2 separate regions of the Homo sapiens genome follow, and region 1 is linked to region 2. The links are chromatin contacts, found by Hi-C or POLR2A ChIA-PET in ENCODE. All regions are on one chromosome and are shown on one strand. The core of a region is the stretch at or near the end of the contact, and the rest is flanking DNA. Distances in the headings are between cores, read along the strand shown. Region 1 holds the start of APBB1 (amyloid beta precursor protein binding family B member 1). Region 2 has its middle 13 kb from the start of SMPD1.

Region 1 (5,841 bases), core at 619-3,118, 41 kb after region 2:
CTCTTCTCCTACTCTCTAAGCTGAATTAACTTCTACTCATCCACTATATTTTAGTTCAAACGTCATGTTCTCAGAGAAGCTGTCCTCCAACCCTCTCTCCCTATCCCCGAGACCAGTTTAGCTACTGCTCTTGTGCGTTCTCAAGGCACCATACAGCTTTTCTTCATGGTACATATTACATTTGTAATGTTATTCTTATTTGATTTTTCTCCTAGATTGTCAGCTCCAAGGACTCAGTCTCTTTTGCTCACAATTATATCTTCAGGACATAACACAGTGCCTGGCATATATTAGGTGCTGAAATCATATTTATTGCATGAATAAGTGATTGGAAGCATTTTTCAAAGGATTACTCTGGGTACTGTGTTGAGAACAGTTAAAGGGAGGTAGGCAAGAGGGTATGCTATTAAAGTAGTCAAGGAAAAAAAATGGTGGTGGCCCAGATTAACTTTGGTGGCAGTGAGGAAAGAGCGAAATGAATGGATTTGAGAAATATTTAGGCAGTGGATGTGACAGAACTTGGTGAAATGAGATGCAGAGAGTGAGAGAGGGGTTAATCTCAAGTCTTGCTCATGACTCCAGATTGGCAAAGAGCCATTTTTGAGATTCGAAGGAAGAACAGATTTGGAAGTGGGGTACAGAGAAAACCACAGAAGATAATTTAGCTTGGAATCTATAGGTTTGGAACTCCTGTTTGTCTTTCAAGGAGATGTCAAGAGAGCAGCTGGACATATGAGTCTGGATTTCAGGAAAGAAGTCTGGGCTGGATATATAAATTTGGGAATCATTAGCATATATATGAAATTTGAAGCTTTGGGAGTAGATAAAATATCTGGGGAGAAAGAACAGATACTGAGAGAAGACAGCTCGGGACAGAGCCAAGAGCCTCACCAGCATCTAAAGAGAGGAGGAGAGGAAGCAAATGAGATTGAGAAGAGCAGACAATGCTGTAGGGCAGAAAGCAGGAAAATGCTTCAAGGAGAGTGAGTTGACATACCCCACCGAATACTACTCAAAGGTAAAGGAGATAACAGTGTCCACTGGAGTTCTCCACAAGGAGGTCTCCGGTGACCTTGGCCTAGACAGTTTCAGTGGGTGTCAGGGACACAGAGTGGAGTGCTTTTAAGAATGAATGGGAAGTAAGGAAATGAAGACAGCAAGCGTTGACTCTGAAGGGCGGAGAGAGCTGGGACTATAGCTAGAGGGGCTCAGAATGCAAGAGATACACAGGCCGATACAAAACAGGTTAGGAATTGGCAGTGGGAAAACTGCTTCTAATCAGTGTTCTTGGCAGTGCTAGGCCTCCTGGCTGAGCTGGGGACACAGCCGCCCCAGGGCACACCCCTCGGTCGCTGAGGGCAACAGAATGCGGCTTGACAGATCCAGGGCCTGGGACCCCTGCTGGAATCGGCGCGGCCTGCCAGCCCACCCCACCCCACGTCCCCTTCCCGGACCTGGGCCTCCCCTCCCCCAACACCCACTGCCCCTCGCTTCGCGTCCTCCATACCCGCCCCTAGTCACCCCGAGGGGCAGGAGGTAAAGGGCAGCGGAAGGGACGGTGTGAGGGCCCGAGTGGACCCTGCGATGGTGGGTATGAGAGGACGGTCTGCGGGCGCGCGGTGGAAGGGCGACCCGGGGATGGGGGATGGGGCCGGCCGGGGGACCCGGGCTGCCGCAGGGTAGGGGCTACAGGGTCCGCCGGCCGCTGGTGATCGGGACGCAGCCACCGGGGCTGGGCCGGGGCAGGGACACCTCCTACCTGCGCGGTGAGGCCCCGGGCCCAGATGACGGAGGTGGCTCAGGCTGCGGGGTTCGGGCTCCGCCGCGGCTTCTCCATCACAACATCCCCCGCCCAGGAGCGCGCGGGCCGCGGGGCCGCGCCCCGAGCGGCGGAGGCGCGCGCAAGGGGAGGGGGAGGGGCGCCATCTTGGGGCGGGCGCGGGAGCGAGCTCGGCGGGCGCGGCACTTGCCGCAGCTTCTTGGGGGCCTCACCCTGCGGGCGGCCCTCGGACCTCGGTGAGCCCCGCGGTCCAGCCCTCCCAGCAGACACCCCTGCAGCCGACTCCCTGGGACCCCCGCCTAGCGCGGCGCCGTCCTCCACTACTATTCCACAGACTCACCCTGCGCGCCCCGCAGCGCCCTGGTCCCGCACCCACGCCGGGAGACGCGCGGACGGGGCTGGAGCCCGAATGGCGGCGGCTGTGCGGCGCCGCGGCCGCGCGGGGAAGGATTCCCGGGAGGCACTCTGCGCCGCTCCTGCTGCACCGCTCCCTGACGTCCTGGTGGGGAGGCTCTGAGGACACAGCGTTGCTCATAATAATAGCTCGTATTTATTGACCACTTACACCGTGCCGGGCTCTCTATTAAACCGTTAACGCGCATTAATCTTCACATCAGCTCTGTAAAATCACCAGAATTATTATCCTCATTTTTCAGAGGCTGAGGCTAAGATTAAGAGAGGTAAAGCGACTTGCCCGCAGTCACAGTTAGTGATGAATTTAGACTGGAACTCCGATGTTTCTTGACACTGAAATACCTCTGCTGCTGAGCATAAAGCTGACATCAAGGCCTGGAAAATGTCAAGAATACATTGCTCCCCGGTAGAAATTCACAAGGAAGGGGATATTGTGAATGAAAAGTGTAAAGATGTAAGGAAGATGGTGGGGTGCAATACTTACTACAGACCCTCCCTGGATAGTGGGATACATCCCAATGGTCAGATCAGTGACCCAGAGGCCATCAAGGATAATGAGAGGTTATATTACCATCCAGAAAGCCTCTACATGCTAATCCCTCTCAGGTGCCTAAAACTAAAGATATCCAAATCTGAGTTCGTTCTTTCTTTCAAGGCAGGGTCTCACTCTGTCACCCAGGGGCAAGATCATGGCTCTCTGAAGCCTCAGCCTCCAGGGCTCAGATTCCTCCCGCCTCAGCCCCCGGAGTACCTGGGCCACAGACATGTGCCACCGCGCCTGGCTTTTTGTATTTTAGTAGAGAGGGGGTCTCACTGTGTTCCCCAGGCTGGTCTGGAACTCCTGTGTTCAAGCGATCCTCCCACCTCGGCCTCCCAAAGTGCTGAGATTACAGGCGTCAGACACAGTGTCCAGCCTCAATTTATTGTTTCATCCCCCTTTATTAGTCTTTTAAGGAGTTTCACTGGGGTGAAAAAGAACCCTCTTCAACACACACAACACAACACACATCCCACACTGGACACAACTCCATTCCATCCATTCCAATGAATGACACCAACTACTGGCTTCCCAAGCCAGAAGCTTCAAAGTCATCTTTGAATATACTTTTATTTTACTTGTGGTAAATATAAATGTTTTAACTTTTTATTATGGCAAATTTCCAATATATACTAAAGCAGACAGAACAATATAATGAACCCTCATATACCTATCATTCAGTTTCAACAATTATGAATTCACAACCAATAGTTTATAATGATTTGACAAATGCCTATGATATATGAACCATGTATCAGGTCCCAAGCCAGGCCCTAGGGATCTAAAGACGAATCAGATTTGACTGCATCTCACCTGGAGGAAATGACATCTGACCTGGGTTCTTGAAAGATGAAGAAGAATTACCCAGAAGAACAAAAGTGTCCTCATTCATTCATTCATTCATTTTCTTTCATCAAATAATTACTATGTATGAGGTACTGTCCTTGGTGCTAGCAACAGGTCAAGAAACAAGATACAGTTCCGTCTCTCATACAGCTTGAAATTTAACAGGGGAAAGAGACATTAAATATGTAATTAGGAATGTGATGAGTGTCTTGAAGGAGATGTACCGGGAGCTATGTGAGTGGGCTTAATTTGGCCTGGGAAGTTTAGGAGGCTTTCATAGGAAGTGACAATTCAGTGAGGGAAAGGGATGAAGGAGCTAGAGGTCAGCCAGGAGAAGAGAAAAGTATTCCAAGTAGCAGGAGAAATACAGGAAGGTCAGTATGGGTGTTGATATAGTTTGGATATTTGTCCCTGATCAAATCTCATGTTGAATTGTAATCCCCAATGCTGGAGGTGGGGTCTGGTGGGAGGTGTTCAGGTCGTAGGGGTGGATCTCTCATGGCTTGGTGCTGTCTTCCCCATGATGAGTGAGTTCTTGTGAGATCCGGTTATTTAAAAGTGTGTGGCATGGCCAGGCGTGGTGGCTCAGGCCTGTAATCCCAGCACTTTGGGAGGCCAAGGTGGGCAGATCAACTTGAGACCAGGAGTTCGAGAACAGCCTGGTCCACATGGTGAAATCCCATCTCTATTAAAAACACAAAAAAATTAGCTGGGCATGGTGGCGGGCACCTGTAGTCCCAGCTACTTGGAAGGCTGAGGCAGGAGAATTACTTGAACCCAGGAGGCGGAGGCTGCAGTGAACCGAGATCACGCCACTGCACTCCAGCCTGGGCAGCAGAGTGAAACTCCATCTCAAATAAATAAATAAATAAATAAATAGTGTATGGCACCTCTCCCCCCACACTCTCTTGCTTCTGATCAGCCATGTGGGATGCCTGCTCCCACTTTGCTTTCTGCCATGAGTAAAAGCTTCCTGAGGACCCCCTGGAAGCCAAGCAGATGCTGGTGCTATGTTTCCTGTATAGCCTGCAGAACTGTGAGCCGATTAAACCTCTTTTCTTTTCTTTTTTTTTTTTTTTTTTTGAGACAGAGTCTCGCTCTGTCCCCCAGGCTGGAGTGCAGTGGCGCAATCTCGGCTCACTGCAATCTCCGCCTCCCGGGTTCACACCATTCTCCTGCCTCAGCCTCCCAAGTAGCTGGGACTACAGGCACCCACTGCCATGCCCAGCTAATTTTTTGTGTTTTTAGTAGAGATGGGGTTTCACCGTGTTAGCCAGGATGGTCTCAATCTCCTGACCTCGTGATCCGCCCGCCTTGGCCTCCCAAAGTGCTGGGATAACAGGCATAAGCCACCACACCTGGCCCTAAACCTCTTTTCTTTATAAATTACCCAGTCTCAAGTATTTACTTACAGCAACACAAGAACAGCCTAACAGTTGTGATAGTGGAGAATGGCATAAGATGAAATAGGAAGGTGGGAAAGTGCCAGATCAAGGAGGGCCTTATATGCTGAGCTAAGGGTTTGACCTTTATTTTAAGGGCAATGGAAAATCATGGAAGGGTTTGAAGCAGGAGAGGGGCATGTTCACACTCGCATTTTAGAAGATCGCTTTCAGCTCCTGAGGAAGAATAGATAGGTGGAAAGCAAAATTGGAAGAATATAGACCAGTTAGGAAGCAAGAGACCAGGTTAAAGATGATGATGGCTTGGACTCTGGTGGTGGGACTAGGGATGGAGAAAATTGCATAGGTTTAATAAATATTCAAGAGGTAGAATTCCCAGAAATCAGTGATCAGTTGGTTGATTAGCTATGGAATTGTAGATTTAAAAAATGACATCTAGATTTATTTTTGAGAAAATGAAAAAAAAAATCCAGAAGTATCACCCATTTACAGATAGCCCACCAAAATATTTGTCTTCCCAATCTCATTGAGCAGGAAGGCTGCAGTATTCAGGGAAATCTCTTCAGGTAAGAAGGACATAGATTGCATGATGAGGTTGAAGGGAGGACTCTAATTAGCTAGGGATGCCCATGTGCAGTTCACATGGGCATCTTTTTCCTTATGTATTTGACCCGCAGGCGATCTTCCTGAATTCCTGATCTCCTCTGAGGTCTGCAAAGTCTCCTGACCAATGGGGAATCAACCTGTGCCTTTCACCCATCCTTTCCCTACTGTAATCTCTTCCCTCTTCTGATGCTTTCTATGGTGTGGGAGCAACCAATGAATAGCCTATGAGCCACCTCAAATGCTGCATTTGGTTC
Region 2 (6,008 bases), core at 2,237-4,736:
GAAGAAGAAGAAGTAGAAGAAGAAAGCACAGGATTTTTCTCTTGGAGCATAGAAGGTCTTTCTAGGTATGACATAACACATAACCCATAAAAGGAAAGGTCAAGATTTTGACAATATAAAATAAAAATTCCACATTACAAAACCCACCATAAGCAAAATGCAAAAGACAGAAAATCAAACTGGAAAAAAATTAACACTCTCATTAGTGACAAATTTATCTTGTTGAAAGAAAAACTTCAGCCAAATTAAATTTAAAAGAGTTTAATTGAGCAATGAACGATTCATGAATCAGGCAGCCCCTAGAATCACAGCAGATTCAGAGAGACTCCAGCGGTTCCTCATGGTCAGAACAGATTTATAAATAAAAAAAGTAAAGTAATATACAAAAACCAGAAGTCGGCTCACGTAGTGAGCTCACTGCCTGTAATCCCAGCACTTTGGGAGGCCAAGGCGGTCGGATCACGAGGTCAGGAGATCGAGACCATCCCGACTAACACGGTGAAACCCCGTCTCTACTAAAAATACAAAAAATTAGCCGGGCATGGTGGCGGGCACCTTTAGTCCCAGCTACTCGGGAGGCTGAGGCAGGAGAATGGCATGAACCTGGGTGGTAGAGTTTGCAGTGAGCCAAGATCGCGCCACTGCACTCCAGCCTGGGGAACAGACTGAGACTCTGTCTCAAAAAAAAAAAAAAAAAAAAAGTGAGGTACAGAAACAGCTGGATGGGTTACAGGTTGGCCTTTGCCTTATTTGAACACAGTTTGAACACTCAGCAGTCTGTGAGTGGTTGAAGTATGGCTGCTGGGATTGGCCAAGACACAGCTATCATTACAGGTGTATAGTCTTAAATTAGGTTTTCAATCTTGTCTGCCTATTAAGCTATGTTACGATTTGTCTACAAGGACTCAAATATAGAAGTATGGAGTCCTTCTCAGGCCATATTTAGTTTGCTTTAACAATCTAAAAGCTAAGACTGAGGTGTCGGAGAAGCCAAGAGAAGAAAGTGTCAAAGATAATGAGAACAATCAAATGCATCCCATTCTGCTGAGAGGTCGAGAAGACAGAGACTGAAAAGGGCCCCTTAGATATGTTTATGTGGAGGTCACGAGGTGCCTTAGCCATTTTAATAGATTCGTGGTGGTCAAAATGCAAGGAAATGGGAATAGCATGTGCAGGACGTTCTTTTGAGATATGTTCTGTTAAACAGAGCAGAGAAACACCGATAGTGAAGGATACTGGGTTAGGTCTAGAAAGAAGCTTGCATTTGTTTTGTGTTGATTTACCTCATTTTGACTTTTAAAGATAGAATCTTGATTGGATTTTCAAATTGAGCAGGAGAGGTTGAAAATGTCAGAAAGAAAGAGTATGGCTAAGACTGTCTTTGTCCTCTAATAGCCATTCTCCCATCTTCTATGGTAGTACAGTCTGTGAATTTCAGCAGAGTAAATGACCTCCTGGAACAAAAATGACATTTCTTCACCTCCCTTGCAGTAGAATAATGTGTTCAAGTTCTAGCCATGGAAATAAGGGTAAAAATGTCTTGTGCAACTTCTAGGAAGTGTCCTTAAAGGGAAGGGCTCTGTTCTTTTTCCTGCTGGCAAGAGTGTAGAGATGATGGCTGGAGCATGAGCCACAAGGTGAAAGCCACATTTTGGGGATGGTGAGCAAGATCAAAGCAGCCTGGTTTCCTGCTCATCATATCGTTGTCATGCAAGTCCTGGATGGGCTATGTCTATGTGAGGGAGGAATAAATGCCGACCTCCTTTAAAGCTGCTGTTATTTTCAGTTTTTTGTCACTGATGACATAACTTAATATTAACTAGGAGAGGGCCAGGTGAGGTGGCTCACGCCTGTAATCTCAGCACTTTGGGAGGCCGAGGCAGGTGGATCACCTGAGGTCAGGAGTTTGAGACCAGTCTGGCCAATATGGTGAAACCCCATCTCTACTAAAAATACAAAAATCAGCCAGGCGTAGTGGTGCGTGCCTGTAGTCCCAGCTACTCAGAAGGCTGAGGCAGGAGAATCGCTTGAGCCTGGGTGGCAGAGGTTGCAGTGAGCCGAGATTATGGCACTGTACTCCAGCCTGGGTGACAGAGCGAAACTCCATCTCAAAAAAAAAAAAAAAAAAAAAAATTAACTAAGAGAAGGGGAATAGCTAATATAATCAGATCCCTGAGAGATAGAACAATATAAAAGTATCAGCCCTTTGTAAGAGGGATGCTTCATCTGCTGGGAACTGGGCTCAACTACTTGCTAGCTGTGTGATCTTAGGCAAGCTATGTAACTTCTCTGCACCTGTATTTCATCATCTGTAAAATATTAGGATATAACAGAGGGGGAAAGGGAGAGGATGGGTACAGATGCAAGCAGGGTTTTAATTTGTTGTAACAAAGACAAGGGAATGTCTCTCTGGATGGCTTCTAAATTATCTGTAAAATAGAAGGCAAAATCAGTAAGAGTGGGTGGTGTGAGGACAGAGGATGCAGAGATATGAAAAGATCTACAAAGCAATGAAAAAGTTAGAAAAAGTAGAAAAAGAGCAAGCTCACTAGAGAAACACGGAAAAATTGCCAGGCAGCACTGAGGGACCATGTGAGTCTGGGGATCATGAATTTATCATTATATCACTTTTTCTTTTTTTCTTTTCTTTTTTTTTTTGAGACGGAGTCGCGCTCTGTCGCCCAGGCTGGAGTGCAGTGGCTCGATCTCGGCTCACTGCAAGCTCCGCCTCCTGAGTTCACGCCATTCTCCTGCCTCAGCCTCCTGAGTAGCTGGGACCACAGGCGCCCACCACCACGCCTGGCTAATATTTTGTATTTTTAGTAGAGATGGGGTTTCGCCGTGTTAGCCAGGATGGTCTCGATCCCCTGACATCGTGATCCACCCGCCTTGGCCTCCCAAAGCGCTGGGATTACAGGCGTGAGCCACCGCGCCCGGCCTTATATCACTTTTTCTAGCTATAGAATTTGCTGTAACAATTTCAGCTACTCTGGTTCAGAAGAAGAAAATGAAAGTAATTGGGATCATTTGAGACTGGAGTTCAGCCAGATGAAAATGACAGAGGAGAGGGGAACACAGGAGCTGAGCATATCTGCAAAGGAATTACTATAATGTTAGATTATAAAGTATTATTTTAAACAGACAGGAAGCCAGGAGCAGGTGGGTAAACAGAGAGAAAAGGAAGATAGACTGGATGCATTGATGAAGTCAGAGAGCTATTGCATTGGGGGTGGTGCCCATCCACCACACCACCCATGCACTCATGTGCACACAAATGTGCATGCACAACCATATATATTGGTTTCCTAGTTCAATTTCTGTTTGGAAGCTGAAAAATATCCTCCCAAGGATTAGCTTCTTCAGAGAATAGAGATGGTAAAGAAAAAAAAATGTAAAACTGTCTAGGTTTCAGGACTAGATTTCACCCTTGTTCAGCCTACCCAAGTACAGGGCTGAGACACTTCCTTCCACATTACACTCCCCTTCCTGTGTGTCAAAGATCTGACTGCTTCAGTGGAGCTTACAAGTATCCTGAGTCGTTTTAAGTGAATGTCCACATGAGACAGTGTGGTTGGAGTGTGGCAATATCTCAGGACACAGAGAGGTGACCTTCATCCTATATAAGATGTAGGTAGCTGCGGATGGAAAGCCTTCTCCCAGGAACGACTGGAAGATCATCTGTCAACACTGGTGACATTGGGTGCTCACGTGACTGTTGACAGGAGGTCTGCAGGGGACAGCTTCTATGTTGCTTCCTCATGCTGGCTGATGGGGTGAGGCAAGTATGTTATTCTTGCCCCTATCCTCTCCTGAGCTGGAGTCTTCTGTAGGGCAGGGCTTTTCCTACTAACAGGTATATCCCCAGCTTCTTGGTCTGGGCCTGACACAGAACAGTGTGTGTGTTGGCGGCGGTGGGTGGGAATAAATGGATGATTTCCTGACAATAGATGGAGCTAAGTTATTGTCATTAAGTAAATACTCCCTACGTCTTCCACAGGGCGGGGTGGCGAAGGGCAGTTTTTAACATTTAACTTTTCCTTCAGCCTCCACCTCACTGTAACCATAGATTTCCTCTCTCCTGTCAATGGACAGTGTGGATAAGGCATGGAAAACTGGGGAGAGTTATCAGCTAGACCTCATTAAATCAATGATAGTCAATACAGATACAGCATCTACTATGTATAAGGTGGTAGATTCTGTATAGTTGGTAATGAAATATAAGATGCAACTTTAAAAGTTTGCATCAGATACTAAAAGTCTTCCTCTGTCACATCTATTAATCTAAGTACTGTCTCATTGTAACTTCACAACCTTATATTATCTATTATCTTCATGTCACACAGAAAGAAATTGAAGCTCAAAAAGTGATGTGCTTTGTCCAGGTCACACAACTAATAAGTGGCAGAACAAAGATTCTAATCCAGATAGCTTGAATTTAAATTGCAGCCCCTACTATTGGGGGTTCTACATACACTGCGTTGGAATTGCCTGTCAAGAAAAATTTCTTCTGGATTTGAGCTCTTAAAGGTATAGATTACTAGCTTTCCAGTAATCCCTAAAATTTCCACAAGAGGGAGACCTTTCCCCATCAGTGCTGGGCTGCTGTCTGGAATTTCGAATTCAATTTGCAGTTTCACAGACAGCTCAAGAATTGGCTGGCCACTTGAACAGAATTTGTATAGGTTTCCTTTTTTTTTATTTTTAATTTTTTTTGAGACAGAGTTTCACTCTTGTTGCCCAGGCTGGAGTGCAATGGTCTGATCTCAGCTTACTGCAACCTCCGCCTCCCAAGTTCAAGCAATTCTCCTGCCTCAGCCTCCGGAGTAGCTGGGATTACAGGCATGCACCACCACGCCCGGCTAATTTTGTATTTTTAGTAGAGACGGGGTTTCTCCATATTGAGGCTGGTCTCGAACTCCTGATCTCAGGTGATCCGCCCACCTAGGCCTCCCAAAGTGCTGGGATTACAGGCGTGAGCCACCGTGCTCAGCTGTTTGTACAGGTTTCCTGACACAACAAAATGTAAGTACCCTAAGCGAATGTCTGCTTAAATTAACCCAGATTAACTAAGAAGTTATCTGTCCCAACCAAGCAGCCCATTTTGTCCCTCTGCCAATCACTCTCCAAGCCAGGGACTCAGTTCGCCACTGAGGCAGAGGCTGTATAACTTTAGATCTTTAAACACCAGCCTTGCTCTCCCTTCCCCAAGTTCTAGTCATTATCCAATAGCCTAGAAGCCTGCACAATAGGTTTCAGAAGTTCTAAAACCCAGAGAAAGTCAAGAATAAGGTTGTCTCACCTTTCCCACTACCAGCCCTGCAGAAAACTTTGTTCATAATGAATTTTCCCACCTCCTAGGCCTCAACCACTATCCAAGGGCTTACAGAGACAGTGTCTGAGCAACAGGTACGGAATCCTATCATGTCGTACCAGGAACCACTTTTCAGCAAAAGAGGTGTAAAGCGGGCACATGACTTTTGTGTCCACTGGTCACATTACAGCCGACCACCCAGAAACTGCCAGCCTAACACAGTGATAGAATCAGCTGTAGATGCACAGCTGAAGCACAAACATGGAAGTAATTCCTAGAGAGGAGGAGGTGCCACCTTCTAGCATGCAGTATACACTTTAAACCAACAACCTGGTGTTCTGTTCCCAAAAGGTAAAACACATGGGTTCAGAACCAAAGAGAGAAAGCAGGCGTGGCTCTGTTCGCCATCACTCCCAGGAATCTACTTGGGAAATTTGTGCTTTCTGCCCCTACAACTCTAGGCTCTGCTGCTTTAGAGGCTCTGATTCCCAATGGGGAAATGTGTCCAGCAGGTGAATGGGTTATGGTTGTTGCCTAGGAACTCTGGGCTCCTGCGTGCAGGGGCCAGCAGGCAAGAAGAGGCATGATCATGGTGGCTGTAGCGTTGATCCTGATTGTCATTGTTGATCCTGATAATACAACTGTTACAAAATGGAGACATGGGGGAATATGCTTGGCATCCAGCTGGCCCACTTGG

What was found. Hi-C counts contacts between places; a loop is a spot of excess contacts on that map. ChIA-PET counts read pairs that join two places held with the same protein, here RNA polymerase II (POLR2A). Pooled maps may share reads with other maps.
Region 1: a map of endothelial cell of umbilical vein shows a loop between it and region 2 (3-fold over the local background). The contact joins the promoter of APBB1 here to the enhancer-like site in region 2. A Hi-C loop is called at or near these places in 15 of 168 maps with a recorded cell type or tissue (CD4-positive, alpha-beta T cell, CD4-positive, alpha-beta memory T cell, CD8-positive, alpha-beta T cell and 9 more), 4 of 37 single-sample maps with no recorded cell type and 28 of 50 pooled maps. POLR2A ChIA-PET finds 5 or more read pairs at or near these places in 36 of 52 experiments (A549, AG04450, CD4-positive, alpha-beta T cell and 26 more).

What each region holds. Positions count from the first base shown.
Region 1 is chr11:6,417,226-6,423,066 of GRCh38, forward strand. APBB1 (amyloid beta precursor protein binding family B member 1) reads right to left here and starts at 1,869. Exons shown (of 15, transcript NM_001164.5): 1 at 1,760-1,869. RefSeq lists silencers at 1,637-1,826, 1,837-2,236.
Region 2 is chr11:6,374,870-6,380,877 of GRCh38, forward strand. No RefSeq gene overlaps it. Among named protein-coding and RNA genes, the nearest start is that of SMPD1, 13 kb to the right of the region's middle. Within about 2 kb of position 3,487, at least 4 of the 41 ENCODE cell types and tissues checked have a DNase peak (open chromatin) inside an H3K27ac peak, as active enhancers do; they include CD4-positive, alpha-beta T cell and endothelial cell of umbilical vein, where a contact is called at or near this core.